Regions from separate parts of the Mus musculus genome. Here region 2 is linked to region 1. The links are chromatin loops, found by intact Hi-C in ENCODE. Cell type or tissue: left cerebral cortex. All regions are shown on one strand.

Region 1 (8,000 bases):
TCTTAGCTCCAGCTAACCAGCATCAATAGTCCCAGTAATGCCAAGTTTTTGCTTTAGTAGTTCTGGTATCTTGTTAATCACAGCTGATTCTTCAGCCCCAGCTAACCAGAACCGCAGAATCTTCACAATCAAAACAGCAATGGGGAAAAGCCTCGAAGATATGGGTACTGGGGAAAAATTCCTGAATAGAACAGCAATGGCTTGTGCTGTAAGATCAAGAATCGATAAATGGGACCTCATAAAATTGCAAAGCTTCTGCAAAGCAAAAGACACTGTCAGTAAGACAAAAAGGCCACCAACAGATTGGGAAAGGATCTTTACCTATCCCAAATCGGATAGGGGACTAATATCCAATATATATAAAGAACTCAAGAAGGTGGACTCCAGAAAATCAAATAACCCCATTAAAAATGGGGCTCAGAGCTGAACAAAGAATTCTCACCTGAGGAATACCGAATGGCAGAGAAGCACCTGAAAAAATGTTCAACATCCTTAATCATTAGGGAAATGCAAATCAAAACAACACTGAGATTCCACTTCAATCTAGTCAGAATGGCTAAGACCAAAAACTCAGGTGACAGCAGATGCTGGCGAGGATGTGGAGAAAGGGGAACACTCCTCCATTGTTGGTGGGATTGCAAGCTTGTACAACCACTCTGGAAATCAGTCTGGAGGTTCCTCAGAAAATTGGACATAGTACTACCGGAGGATCCCGCAATACCTCTCCTGGGCATATATCCAGAAGATGTCCCAACCGGTAAGAAGAACACATGCTCCACTATGTTCATAGCAGCCTTGTTTATAATAGCCAGAAGCTGGAAAGAACCCAGATGCCCCTCAACAGAGGAATGGATACAGAAAATGTGGTACATTTACACAATGGAATACTACTCAGCTATTAAAAAAATGAATTTATGAAATTCCTAGGCAAATGGATGGACCTGGAGGGTATCATTCTGAGTGAAGTAACCCAATCACAAAGGAACTCGCACAATATGTACTCACTGATAAGTGGATATTAGCCCAGAAACTTAGGATACCCAAGATATAAGATACAACTTGCCAAACGCATGAAATTCAAGAAGAATGAAGACCAAAGTGTGGACACTTTACCCTTTCTTAGAAATGGGAACAAAACACCCATGGAAGGAGTTACAGAGACAAAATTTGGAGCTGTGACGAAAGAATGGACCATCTAGTGATTGCCATATGCAGGGATCCATCCCATAATCAGTTTCCAAATGCTGACACCATTGCATACACTAGCAAGATTTTGCTGAAAGGACCCAGATATAGCTCTCTCTTGTGAGACTATGCCGGGGCCTAGCAAACACAGAAGTGGATGATCAGAGTCAGCTATTGGATGGGTCACACGGCCCCCAGTGGAGGAGCTAGAGAAATTACCCAAGGAGCTAAAGGGAACTGCAACCCTATAGGTGGAACAACAATATGAACTAACCAGTACCCGGGAGCTCTTGTCTCTAGCTGCATATGTATCAAAAGATGGCCTAGTCGGCCATCACTGCAAAGAGAGGCCCATTGGACTTGCAAACTTTATATGCCCCAGTACAGGGGAACGCCAGGGTCAAAAAGGGGGAGTGGGTGGGTAGGAGATTGGGGGGGTGGGTATGGGGGACCTTTGGGATAGCATTGAAAATGTAAACGAGGAAAATACCTAATAATAAAAAAAAAGAAAAAAAAGCAGCAATGGCCCTGAAAAGAGTCTTTAATTTTCCCTCTGAAATTTCACAAACCAGACCTCCATCTTCTGCACTGTTCTCAACATTATCTTCCAAGCTCCTACACAACATCTGACAGAGCTCTTAACAATGAATGGATCTTCAAGCCCAAAGTTCCAAAGTCCTTCCACAGTCCTCCCCAAAACATGGTCAGGTTGTCACAGGAATACTTCACTCTGCTGGTACCAATTTGTCTTAGTCAGGGTCTCTTTTACAGTTTAACAGAAACTATATAGATATGGTATCCTATATATTTGTTTGGTATGGGTAATGGAAACCTAATCCAAGAGACAGAAAATGGTTATTTCATTTTCACTTAATGTTTAAAACAATTCTCTGACACCCATATTGTATTCTTTCGAAACTTCTCCAAGTATATGAGTCTGCTTGAATTCTTTGCATGGGATTTACTTGTATAAATTCTCTAGTAAGTTTAGTCATGTAGGGTTTACATGCACTGGGTTTACATATTCCATTTGGAAATGCTTAGTTGCTCTTTATCAGATCTTATTATGTTCAATCACTCATAACTTCGAGAATAAAACCTTGTGAGAAGCATTCTTTCACTAAAAAGCATACTTTTTTCTTTTCTTTTTGCTTCTTCCTATAATAGGGCAATGCGCATTTTATTCATTAATCCATGAGGAACTATTCACTATTTTATGTACATGCTAAATGTAGTAAGTTCATCTGTTTTTCATCTCTCTTAAGGAGATTAGTCATTTCTCATCTCCTCCCCTCCGCTTTTATTCCTTCTCTTCTTCCCTGACTCCTTCTGTGTGTGTTTGTTAAAGACAAAGGCTGATGTTGGGTATTTACCACAATTGCTTTCTACCTGTATTCTGGGATATGATCTCTCACTAAACCATCCACCTGACTGGTCTTGGCTACAAGTATATGTGATTACACTTGTTTAGCCATTTACAAGGTGACAAGGCTTCATTCTCAGCTTGCCATACTTGTCCAATAGGACCTTTGCCAGCTGAGCCAGATCCTAGCCCTGGGAGTTACTTCTAAGAACTCTTTTAAACCAAAAAGATTCTTTATCTTAAACATTTCCCAAATTATACAATTTCAGATTATCAACCTCTTTTTGTTTTTATTTCAGATGAATATGATGAAGAAATAGCCTGTACTCAACATGGACAGATGTATTTAAATAGAGACATTTGGAAACCTTCTCCATGTCAGATCTGTGTCTGTGACAATGGTGCCATTCTTTGTGACAAGATAGAGTGCCCAGAGGTGCTCAACTGTGCCAATCCTATAACACCCACTGGGGAGTGCTGTCCGGTGTGCCCACAAACTGGAGGTGGAGATACTAGTTTTGGTAAGAATTCTCAAAGCTGTTTCAGAGGAGAACTAACAACTTACCTTTATTTTCCAGTGATTATTGCTTTTAGAGTTTAACAACTCAAGTGAATAATCATAGCAACTAACTCAGTGACTTCAGAGAGTAATGATTTTGAAATCACTGTGAAAAGTGTATATATTCATAATTTTAAAGTGTTCCGAGCTTCCTGGAGTAAGTAAGGAACCTTTTTTTCTCTACTTAGGCCATTAACACAGAAATAGACAGTAATTTTTTGTCGTAATTGTCAGAAGACCTTACTTTGAACGGTCATATCTAATTAGAGAACAATTTGTGCCTTATGGATGGCTGCTGTTATTGGGTTATGAAAGGGGCCTCCATGATAATTAGTTGACTTTCTATTATATTTCTTAATGTTAAGGAAACACAGAAAATATATTTATTGTCTCCTTTACAAGGTTCACTCTAGAGAATGCAGTAATTATTCTTAATATAATTTACTGTTCTAGCAACTTCTCTTACATTGTCTCAACAATCTAGGGTATGAGTAATGTGCACCACACAATAGAAGGAAATGGAATCAATTTCTTGGAGAAAAGAATTGCACCAGCTACTGGGTTTAAAAATATTTTTGCAAGAAAAATATCTGTGTTTAATTGATATTATATTTCAGACTATGCAACAAAGATACAGGCATATATTATCATTCATATATTTTAATGAGTTAGGTAAGACCAACATTAAGCATTTAGGTTGTTTGCTTCAGTACTTATACTAATAATTGTCAAGACATTATCAAAGCTTTATTTTTTCAAATTCCATTGAAAATAGCAATACATATAATAAAAATGTTCAACAGTATACACACAGAAATATTAGACACCAACTTGTATCTTTTCATTTTGGTATTATTTAGCAGAAGCTGCATCTAAAATAATGACTTTATCATTAATGTGTGATAAAGTTAGGTCATAATATGATAAAAATAACACACAAAGGCCATGGAAGCAATAATTTCATAGAATTCCAGGAATAAGTACAATTAATCTTGTGGGGATAAACAAATAGTCCGTGAGAATAGTCAGCAAGTGTTAGAAAGCAAATTATCCAACTTCCTGCAAGTTGTCAGTGTATGGAAGCACAACTCCTTCAAGGGGAGTAGTGACAATGGGCAGAAATAGATTTATAAAAGAAATCAACAGAGAAGAGTGCTTGAGATGCATTAAGTTTATGAGACAAAGTACACACTAGCACCTGTGTGGCCACAGATTAGGTAAAATTGCTGGGGCTCAATAGAGTGGCACATGTATTTAATCCCAAGACAAGTGAGGTAAGAGGATAACAAATTCAAAGTCAGCCTGAACTACATTCTGAGCTGAAGGCTAACAGGAGCTAAATACCAGATATCAAAACTAAATAAAACTCATAACAAACTGAACTAATAGAATATTTAACCAGTTATACAACTTTTTTCTTTTCTTTTCTTTTCTTTTCTTTTCTTTTCTTTTCTTTTCTTTTCTTTTCTTTTCTTTCCTTTCCTTTCCTTTCCTTTCCTTTCCTTTCCTTTCCTTTCCTTCCCTTTCATTTCCTTTCCTTTTCCCCCCTCTCTCTCCCTCTCTCTCTTTCTTTCTTTCTTTCTTTCTTTCTTTCTTTCTTACTTTCCTTCTCTTTCTCTTTTTGAGACAAGTTTTCATGTATACCAAGCTGGTCTTTAACAAATTTAGCCAAGAATAGCCTTGAATTTTCTAAGTGCTGGGCGCTTTCTACATACATAAGTTTTACTAAGTACTAAGCTGTGCCTTCAGCTCAAAACCTAGTAAAGTCACAGGTGTGTCTAAGAAAAAAGGCTTTTCAGCAGGAACGACATGCAATGAATAGGAAGAAAAGCAAGTCTGTGTAAGATGAACTAGGAAGTTGAACAATGAGGCGATAGTACAGAAGAGATGTAGATGGCATCCATGGGAAGAGAAAAATAATAAATTAAAATCAAGAAGAATTAAACACATTAAAAAACACAGTACACGCAGAAGATATATGTATCCTTGAAGAGTTCCCAAAGAAGACACTAATGTAATGGAGCAGAACAAATCATTCAAGAAAGAAACCATCTTAGCACTGACAATACTTGGGCAAACAATTTTGTTAGATGGGCAAGTTGAGCAGATATTTGGAAATTATAATTTAGGCTCCTGTGCATTTTTTTATGACTGGTAATAGATAGTAGGTAGCCACTTGAGATAAGTATTTGTTTAAGGCAATAAACATTGTAAGTTCCAAAACCAAACAAACAAGTAAACCAACAGCAGCAGCAGCAGCAGCAGCAAAAAACCCCACTATCACTACCAACTACCACCAAAAAAACCAACATAAAACAAACAAACAAACAAAACCCCCAACTAACCAAAAAGAAAAAAAAAAGGGTAAAATTCTCTGTTTACAAAAAGCAAAACTGTGTATTTATAAACCTAAGGAAATTAAGTGAAGCATTGCTATAAAGCATTGTAGTATAAAATTAACTTGCAGACTTGCATAGGTTTGCTGTGTAAAAAAATTTTCCCACCTGTGGGATGCTTTTCCTCCTGCTGGGTTGCCTCATCCAGCCTGAATATGAGAGGATGTGCCTAGTTTTATTGCAACTTGATATGTCATGTTTGGTTGATATTCCTGGAAGGCATGTCTTTTTCAGAAGGGAAACTGAGGAGAAGTGGGTCTAAGGGAGAGGGGAGCTGGGAAGAGACTGGGAGGAGAGAAAGGAGGGGAAACCACGGTCTGGGTGTAATATATGTGAGAAGAGTAAATTTTTAAAAAATAAAAATATAAATAATGAGAATAAGATATACAAGAAATATGTGATAAAATTATAATAGAGAAGCAAAAGTTTAAAAATGTCAATGTCCTATTATATTCTTGTGATGTCTACTGCAGCGTTGGGAGCAAAACATTTTTCATTTGAGGTAAATTACTCAGCACATTAAAAATATTACGAACAACATGGAGCAATCGTTGAATTATAATTCATGATAAAACGCCTAGTGCCATATTTTTGCCAGTACTAGAATCTCTGTGAATGTTGTGAAGAAATTATGACTATGTGAGACTATTCCACTATATGAATGATTTCTTTTGTTGGACTTGATTCAGACAGTTTTTGAGCTCTGCCATACTGGGGAGGTGTTGCAGGTAATAATAAAAAAGTCAACCCGCCATCTCTCCTGCCCCGCTGGTCTGTATTCCTGCTCTAGTACCGGTACTGGCGGGCCACAACACTATGTCCCAGCGGGTCCGCTCAGTGCTGAGCTACTCTCTCCCACCTAGCCGAGTTCATCTCACTTCCATGCAGTGCCCCACACACCTCACGATCAGCGATTTCAAAACCTACTACCGGGTAGAATTAAGACTCTTGAGCTTATAGTTAACCAATCAGATTTATCTATTAATAATATCACATTTTACCAGATGCCAATACAATAATTTTAGAGCCAATTGATGATGATAAAACTTTAACCCAATTATTCTAACCTTTAGATAACACCACGTCAGCCTCCATTCTGGTTCTCTCCCTCCTTCCCTTCTGGGACCTCTCTGTCTCCTCAACTCCCAGCTCCTCCTCCCTTTTCCTGTCCAATTACAGGCCTGCCACTGCCCTAATGTGATTGGACAGAGAAAATCCTGCAACAGGGAGGTAACATGTTTGTGAGGAAATATACTATTGAAAGTGTATATGCAGGATGTTTTTCATAGTTGTTTCTCAATATTAATGACATTTTCTTTCTTTTTGTAGGTAGAGGAAGAAAGGTGAGTTTTACTTAGCATGATTCCTTTTTCATAGGCAAAATTCTTTCTTAGAATATCTACATGGAACTGTGCTCTGAACTCTATGGAAACATAGCTTAAATATCAATCATAGATGCCACCCACTCATTGGTATTTAAGGATGTCACTGTAGTTCTTTTTTTCTTTTTCTTGAATGTGACAGGTTAGGAATACAACAGTGTGGCTTTGATTAGAAAAACAAGAGTGCATAAAAATGATGGGACCTGTCAGGAAGTTAACTCTGGCTATATCTAGAGTGTTGAGTGAGATAAGGTCTTCTGAGCATTTCCTTTGCTTCCAAAATTCTCTGTTGCTCACAGATTTGGCTTCATAGTTAGGTGAAGTAATAATATATGTGAGAAAAGAAATTAAGTAAATTCAAATGCATTCCTCCCGCAATCCTTGCTCTTAGAATATATGTGTTGAAGTCATACTTCATTTCCCCAGTTGCTTAATGGAATATAACATTTTATAATGTGTTAATTGATATTAATGAATTAATAATGATGGGTTCAAGAAGATAATCAAGGAAGCAAGATAGGCAGACACAATGATGGCATTAAGGAGATCAAAAATCACAGAAAGACAAATACTGAGACAGGTTAACACTAAATAGTATATGGGGAAATACACCTCAGAGCACACAATCACAAAACCAGTATATATACTTCAAGAGTCCGTAGTTCTACTATTCAAACGAAAAGCCACTGCCGTCTGCTTTGCTTGCTGTGCCTGCACTGAGGGATGTAGACTGGCCTGGCAGTATCTTACAATGCAGTTCACATTTTCCAACTCTCCCCTCAGAGGTTGAGGAAGTACACAAGTAGAACAACTGCACCTGTTGTTCAGATGAGGCAAGCATGTTTACCTTCATTTACTCTTGGCATTTGCTATGAATTCCATGAAAGGGAAACAGGTGGCAAGAGTGGTATACAATATTCCTGAAAACCCTGTCACCTAGGATGTGTGTGAAACTCAAGTACTCTCCTCTGGGTTTCTTTTTGTGATTTGAATCTTTAGGGAGATGTTTCAGCTATGTTCTGTCTTTATATCTTCCCCTGACTTTTTTGAATTGTAATCAATTCGTTGCTATTGATGTAATGAAAATTGAAGCAAAACAAATCTTTGCTCATTTA
Region 2 (8,000 bases), 220 kb before region 1:
TGTTTGTGAGAATTTTACTGTGTATTTTTGCATCAACATTCATAAGGCAAATTGGTCTGAAGTTCTCTTTCTTTGTTGGGTCTTTATGTGGTTTAGATATCAGCAAAACTGTGGCTTCATAGAAAGAATTGGGTATTGTTCCTTCTGTTTCTATTTTGTGGAATAGTTTGAGAAGTATTTGTATTAGGTCTTCTTAGAAGAACTGATAGAACTCTGCAGTAAAACCATCTTGTCCTGGCCTTTTTTTGGTTTGGAGACTTATAATGACTGCTTCTATTTCCTTAGGGGTTATGACATGGATTAGATGGTTTATCTGATTCTGATTTAACTTTGTTTTCTGGTATCTGTCTAGAAAATTGTCCACTTCATCCAGATTTTCCAGTTTTGTTTAATATAGGCTTTTGTAGTGGAATCTGATGATTTTTTGAATTTCCTCATTTTCTGTTGTTATATCTCGCATTTCATTTTTTATTTTGTTAATTTGGATACTATCTCTGTGCTTTCTGGCTAGTCTGGCTAAGGGTTTATCTATCTTGTTTATCTTCTCAAAGAACTAGCTCCTGGTTTTGTTGATTCTTTGTATGGTTCTTTTTGGCTGATTTCAGCCCTGATTATTTCCTGTGGTCTACTCCTCTTGGGTGTATTTGCTTCTTTTTGTTCTAGAGCTTTTAGGTGTGCTGTCAAGCTGGTTGTGTATGCTTTCTATAATTTCTTTATGGAAGTACCGAGGGCTATGAGTTTTCCCCTTAGCACTACTTTCATTTTTCTCCATAAGTTTGAGTATGTTGTACCTTCATTAAATTCTAAAAAGTCTTTAAATTCTTTCTGAATTTCTTCTCTGACTAAGTTATTATTGAGTAGAGAGTTCAGTATATGGGCTTTCTGTTGTTTTTGTTGCTATTGAAGACCAGCCTGAGTTTATGGTGATCTGATTGAATGCATGGGATTATTTCAATCTTCTTGCATGAATTGAGGTTTGTTTTGTATCAGATTATATGGGCAGTTTTTGAGAGTACAGTGAGGTGCTGAGAAGAAGGTACATTCTTTTGTTTTAGGGTGAAATGTTATATAGATATCTGTTAGATCCATTTGTTTCATAGTTTCTTCTTCTTCTTTATTATTATTATTATTATTATTATTATTATTATTATTATTATTATTATTATTATTATTTTCACTGTGTCTCTGTTTAGTTTCTGTTTCCATGATCTGTTCATTGGTGAGAGTGGGGTGTTTAAGTCTCCTACTATTATTGTGTGTGAGGTTCAATGTATGCTTTGAGCTTCAGTAACATTTCTTTTCCAAATGTGGGTGCTTTTGCATTTGGGGCAAAGATGTTCAGAACTAAGAGTTCTTCTTGGTAGATTTTTCCTTTGATGAGTATGTAGTATCCTTCATCTTTTTTGATAATTTTTGGTAAAAGTTCTATTTTATTGGATATTAGAATGGCTCTTCAAGCTTGTTACTTGGAATTATTTCCTTGAAAATTTTCCCAACTTTTGTTTTGAGGTAGTGTCTGTCTTTGCATTGAGGTGTGTTTCCTGTATGCTACAAAATGCTCAGCCCTGTTTACATACCCAGTGTGTTAGCCTATGTCTTTTTATTGGGGAATTGAGTCCACTGATATTGAGATATACTAGGGACCAATGATTGTTGGTTTCTGTTATTTTTGTTGTTAGAGGTGGAATTATGTTTGTGTGCCTCTCTTCTTTTGGGTTTTGCTGTGAGAAGATTAATTTTTTGCTTTTTCTTGGGTGTAGTTTCCCTTCTTGTGTTGGAGCTTTCCTGCTATTATCCTCTGTAGTGCTAGATTAGTGGAAAGATATTGTTTAAATTTGGTTTTTCTCTTGGAATACTTTGCTTTATCCATCTATGGTAACTGATAGTTTTGCCAGGTATAGTAGCCCAGGCTGGCATTTTTGTTCTCTTAGGGTCTGTATGACATCTGCCCAAGATCTTCTGGCTTTTAGAGTATCTGTTGAGTAGTCTGGTGTAATTCTGAGAGGTCTGCCTTTATATGTTACTTCACCTTTTTCCCTTACTGCTTTTAATATTATTTCTTTGTTCTTTGCATTTGGTCTTTTAATCATTATGTTATGTGAGGAATTTCTTTTCTCATCTCATCTGTTTGGTGTTCTGTAGGATTCTTGTATGTTTATGGGCAACTCTTTCTTTATGTTAGGGACGTTTTCTTCTATAATTTTGTTGAAGATATTTACTGGCCCTTTTCATTGGGAATCTTCACTCTCTTCTATACCTATTACTCTTAGGTTTGGTCTTTTCATTGTGTCCTGGACTCCTTGACTGATTTGAGTTAGGAGATTTTTGCATTTTGTATTTTCTTTGACTGTTGTGTCAATATCTTCTGTGGTATCTTCTACACCTGAGATTCTCTTTTCTGTTTCTAGTATTTTGTTGGTGATGCTTACATCTATGACTCTTGTTCTCTTTCCTAGGTTTTCTATCTCCAGCTTGTCTCCTTTTGTGTTTTCTTTAATCTTTTTATTTCCAATTTTAGATCCTGGATAGTTTTGTTCAATTACTTCACCTGTTTGTATTTTTCTGTATTTCTTTAAGGGATTCATGTGTTTCCTCTTTAAGGGCTTCTACATCTTTATCTGTGTTCTCCTATATTTCTTTAAAGGAGTTATTTATGTCACTTTTGAAGTCCTCTATTTTCTTCATGAGATGAGAATTTAGATCTGAATTTTGCTTTTTAGGTATGTTGGGGTATCCTGGGCTTGATGTGGTAGAAGAATTGGGTTCTGATGTTGTCAAGTAGTATTGTTTTCTGTTGCTGATTTTCTTGTGCTTGCCTTTTACCATCTGGTTGTCTCTGGTATTAACTGGCCTTGATGTCTCTGAATTAAGTCTGTCTCTCCTGAGAGCCTGTGATCTTGTGATCCTAGATGTGTCCTTGAGGACATCTGCCTGTCTTCTGAGTGGATGGGGATCCAGAACACAGGCTCTGCTTCAGGCCCAGGTGGAAGCTGGAAGTTGAATGCATCTCTGGTTGGGCAGGGTACTTGAGTCCCTGGGTCCCAGGGATCCTGGTTACCCCAGGTATTGGGGCGGGTTTTGCTGTCTCACCCATCATCCTGGATATGTCAGAACACCTTAGAGGTCAAGCTGTGAATGAGTGTGGGCTGAGTGAGAGAGAATTCAGAGCACAGGCTCTGCTCCAGGATATAGGTGCAAGCCAGAAGGACCTCTGGACTAAATTTTAAATGTATCTTAACACCTCGTTTTAATTGAAGGAAAGTATTCACTGCCAATTACTAGCAGTGTAAGAGTTCAGACTTGCAGGGAATGTTCCAGGGTTGTGGCTATGCTCCAATTCCCTTTCTTCACAGTGAGATAAAAATGTGCACGAAAGAAGCACACATTGGAATCCCAATTTTCATTTACAGTATTTCTCTAATATGTTCCTGCTCCAAATATCAAAACTTGGTGATCCAAGAGCACAAAGAACAGCTGAGAAAGAATCAAAGTAAACACTGTACCTTGCATGTAGCAAAGCCTGCCAATGTAAGATTAGAACTCTCCATCCTAGCAAGAAAACAGCTTTGGAAAGTTGTCTACATTTGTGACTCACAGATATTCCCAAGGGTTCCTGTTTTCATCCTACAATCAACAGAGCGTGGAGGAACATATGCAGTTCCAATCAACTTCTGATATTAAGCAACTTGGCTGAAAGAGATGTTTAAAACATTTTTTAGAAAGATGATAAATTTCAGTGTTTTAATTTTTAAACAAAATTCCAGATTTTAAATTGGTTTAACTTCTAATTCAACATGGACTAAAAACAAAGGCGGAAGAAAAAATACTATTTTATACAATACTATGAGTTTAGCAATTTTTTTTTCCATTTTAAAACTACTAAACTAGGGGGTACATATTTGAATGAAAGCTCTGCTCTCCCTCACTTCAGATATATATCATTCCAAATTGCCTCCTGATCCTCGGTCTATATCCAACATTTCTGGCTCAGGATATCACCTTGGCTTCTACTTGGACCAGCCACCTCTCATTCTCCCAGGATTTGATTGCTGTCTAATGTCCATTTTTGTCTATTCCAAGCTTTCAAATATTGGATAACATTCTTGGGATACATTTTCTCCCCACAGTAGTAGTCTATCTTATTCACTATACATGTAGGCTGGTAATTTCCACCCGCAAAGCTTACTTATAACTAAAAGTGAGATTTCTTAGTCCTCCTATTCTTTCCAAGGTCCTAATACATAAAGCTAAACTTTAAAAATTATTGTGATCTAATTATGATCACTTGGGGTTTTCTGGTAATAACACAGATATAAATATAACAAAAGAAATATTATAAAATTTTATAATTTTATCTCAATATGTGTCATTCCTTCATTAAATAGGCATGTGATAGAAGAAGCCTGATCTCACAACCTCCTATATGACTCACACCTGCCATATTCTCTGTCCTAGCTCTGCCTGACTATTGGTAATCCTCTGAAACAACTTTTCCTTGGAATGACAGTTCTTTGTTCAAGTTCCACAGCTATCCTTGCCTTGGTTCTACAGATCAGACTGGGGACAAACTGGGTTCAGACCAGACACTTGTTCAATTTAACTTGTACAGAATATTAGATATATATTATTTTTATATGAATATTTTTCATAACAGTTGCTAGTCTATGAAAATTAGAATAATAAGCTTAAAAATTAGAGAGTCCTATTTCTTGGAGTACTACTCAGCTATTAAAAAGAATGAATTTATGAATTTCCTAGGCAAATGGATGTAGCTGGAGGGCATCATCCTGATTGAGGTAACCCAATCACAAAAGAACTCACACAATATGTACTCACTGATAAGTGGATATTAGCCCAGAAACTTAGAATACCCAAGATACAAGATACAATTTGCAAAACACATGAAACTCAAGAAGAAAGAAGACCAAAGTGTGGACACTTTGCCCCTTCTTAGAATTGGGAACAAAACACCCATGGAAGGAGTTACAGAGACAAAGTTTGGAGCTGAGACACTGCAACCTTACAACCTACAACAATATGAACTAACCAGTACCCCCGGAACTCGTGTCTCTAGCTGCATATGTAGCAGAAGATGGCCTAGTTGGCCATCATTGGGAAGAGAGGCCCCTTGGTCTAGAGACTGCCATCCCCGGGGATCATTCCCATAATCAGCCTCCAAACGCTGACACCATTGCATACACCAGCAAGATTTTGCTGAAAGGATCCTGATATGGCTGTCTCTTGTGAGGCTATGCTGGGCCCTGGCAAACACAGAAGTGGATGCTCACAGTCAGCTATTGGATGGAACACAGGGTTCCCAATGGAGGAGCTAGAGAAAGTACCCAAGGAGCTAAAGGGGTCTGCGACCCTACAATCTACAACAATATGAACTAACCAGTTCCCCCCGGAACTTGTGTCTCTAGCTGCATATGTAGCAGAAGATGGCCTAGTCGGCCATCATTGGGAAGAGAGGACCCTTGGTCTTGCAAACTTTATATGCCTCAGTACAGAGGAATGCCAGGGCCAAGAAGTGGGAGTGGGTGGGTAGGGGAGTTGGGGGGGGGAGCATCTGGGGGACTTTTGGGATAGCATCTGAAATGTAAATGAAGAAAATACCTAATTAAAAAATAAATTAAACAACATTTGGGAAAAAATTAGAGAGTCCTATTTCTGACTGACAATCAGATCATGCAATACTGGGTCCTTATTTTTGCACAGCAACATCCAGAAATAAGAAATGCCTGGCAAGTACTCTGATCTGGTAGCCACTACACCTGAGCCACTTTCCCAACTCATCATAGTAGAGTTTGGAGTTTGTAATACTTGCTATAGGTACAGCATATGTATTCACAAGCACACAAAATGATCCTGAGAGGTTCTGTTTCACTCATGTATTAGAGAGAATTTGATATGCTAATTTAGTATCTGTGTACTTCATTTTGAAAAATGATCTCAGATGTTGTCTTAGTCAGGGTTTCTATTCCTGCACAAACATCATGACCAAGAAGCAAGTTGGGGAGGAAAGGGTTTATTTGGCTTACACTTCCATGCTGCTGTTCATCACCAAAGGAAGTCAGGACTGGAACTCAAGCAGGTCAGGGAGCAGGAGCTGATGCAGAGGCCATGGAGGGATGTTCTTTACTGGCTTGCCTCACCTGGCTTGCTCAGCCTGCTTTCTTATAGAACCAAGACTACCAGCCCTGAGATGGTCCCACCCACAAAGGGCCTTTCCCCCTTGATCACTAATTGAGAAAATGCCTTACAATTGCATCTCATGGAGGCATTTCCTCAACTGAAGCTCCTTTCTCTGTGATAACTCCAGCTGTGTCAAGTTGACACAAAACTAGCCAGTACAGATGTGTCTTTAATTTTAAAAATGTGCATTTTCTCAAATCTCCACTTAAACTTCTTCTCTCATGCACCCAATGAAACAACACTCTCTGTTTGCTTGGTTCACTCTCTTCCTGTTCTCCCACTTTTCAACTTGGTTCACCCTCTTCCTGTTCTTCCATTTTTAGACTTCCTCCATTATTTTAAAATTTAAGATGCAAAAATAGAATCAACACAAAAGTACATAGACTGTGATTCACATTAACATTCATTACAAAGAGGTTTCCAAACATGTCTAAGTAATTTTGATAAATCGAATTTCTACTTCTAATAGTAAAAATTGTTTTATGGTATCTAATGTCAGATAATGCAAACGTGACATGTTTCTGTTTATGAATTCTATAATGATTCCTTTACCTAATAATTCATATTTGTAATAAAAATTATTAAAAATCCTGGCACGGGGCTTCTTCCCTGCCTTAGATGACTTATATTTCCAGATGAAAGACACATATAACCTTTATATTTTCAAATAGCCATAGGTAGCACAATAGCTGGGCATTGCCCACCTTCCATGTTTTTAGAATCTACCTTCCTATTGGTAAGCCCAAGTTATCACTATTTGCTATGTTCCATCTGGGCTGCACTTAACTCCCATTGGGCAGCCCTCCGGGCTAGGTTCTATTGCCCCTTAGCCCATGAAGACTCTTCTTCCTCCTGTTTGTTCTTCCTTTATCTCATGTCAGCTTCCTCTTTCCTCCTTGTAGTCCTCTCTCTCCAAGCCCGCAAAACCTCAACCCTAACTATGTCACTTCTGCCCAGATATTGGCTGTTGACTTACTTATTTTTTTTTGTTTTTTTTTCTTTCCATTATTTATTAGGTATTTAGTTCATTTACATTTCCAATGCTATACCAAAAGTCCCCCATACCCACCCACCCCCACTCCCCTACCCGCCCACTCCCCCTTTTTGGCCCTGGCGTTCCCCTGTTCTGGGGCATATAAAGTTTGTGTGTCCAATGGGCCTCTCTTTCCAGTGATGGCCGACTAGGCCATCTTTTGATACATATGCAGCTAGAGTCAAGAGCTCCGGGGTATTGGTTAGTTCATAATGTTGATCCACCTATAGGGTTGCAGATCCCTTTAGCTCCTTGGGTACTTTCTCTAGCTCCTCCATTGGGAGCCCTGTGATCCATCCATTAGCTGACTGTGGGCATCCACTTCTGTGTTTGCTAGGCCCCGGCATAGTCTCACAAGAGACAGCTACATCTGGGTCCTTTCGATAAAATCTTGCTAGTGTATGCAATGGTGTCAGCGTTTGGATGCTGATTATGGGGTGGATCCCTGGATAAGGCAGACTCTACATGGTCCATCCTTTCATCTCAGCCCCAAACTTTGTCTCTGTAACTCCTTCCAAGGGTGTTTTGTTCCCACTTCTAAGGAGGGGCATAGTGTCCACACTTCAGTCTTCATTTTTCTTGAGTTTCATGTGTTTAGGAAATTGTATCTTATATCTTGGGTATCCTAGGTTTTGGGCTAATATCCACTTATCAGTGAGTACATATTGTGTGAGTTCCTTTGTGAATGTGTAACCTCACTCAGGATGATGCCCTCCAGGTCCATCCATTTGGCTAGGAATTTCATAAATTCATTCTTTTTAATAGCTGAGTA

Evidence for each region. Peaks named below come from ENCODE experiments on the same cell type or tissue, not always from the same donor. Only the 100,000 strongest peaks of a DNase experiment are listed, where the experiment ranks them.
Region 2: it touches region 1 in a loop (5-fold over the local background); 6 of 42 quality-filtered maps call a loop at or near these places.

Annotation. Positions count from the first base shown.
Region 1 is chr1:45,437,716-45,445,715 of GRCm38, reverse strand. It overlaps Col5a2 (collagen, type V, alpha 2), which reads left to right. Exons shown (of 54, transcript NM_007737.2): 2 at 2,848-3,069; 3 at 6,833-6,846. Among named protein-coding and RNA genes, the nearest start is that of Col5a2, 62 kb to the left of the region's middle. In left cerebral cortex, no CTCF peak of the experiment used is centred here; no DNase peak of the experiment used is centred here.
Region 2 is chr1:45,659,661-45,667,660 of GRCm38, reverse strand. No RefSeq gene overlaps it. Among named protein-coding and RNA genes, the nearest start is that of Gm23216, 22 kb to the left of the region's middle. In left cerebral cortex, no CTCF peak of the experiment used is centred here; a DNase peak (open chromatin) is centred at 3,347.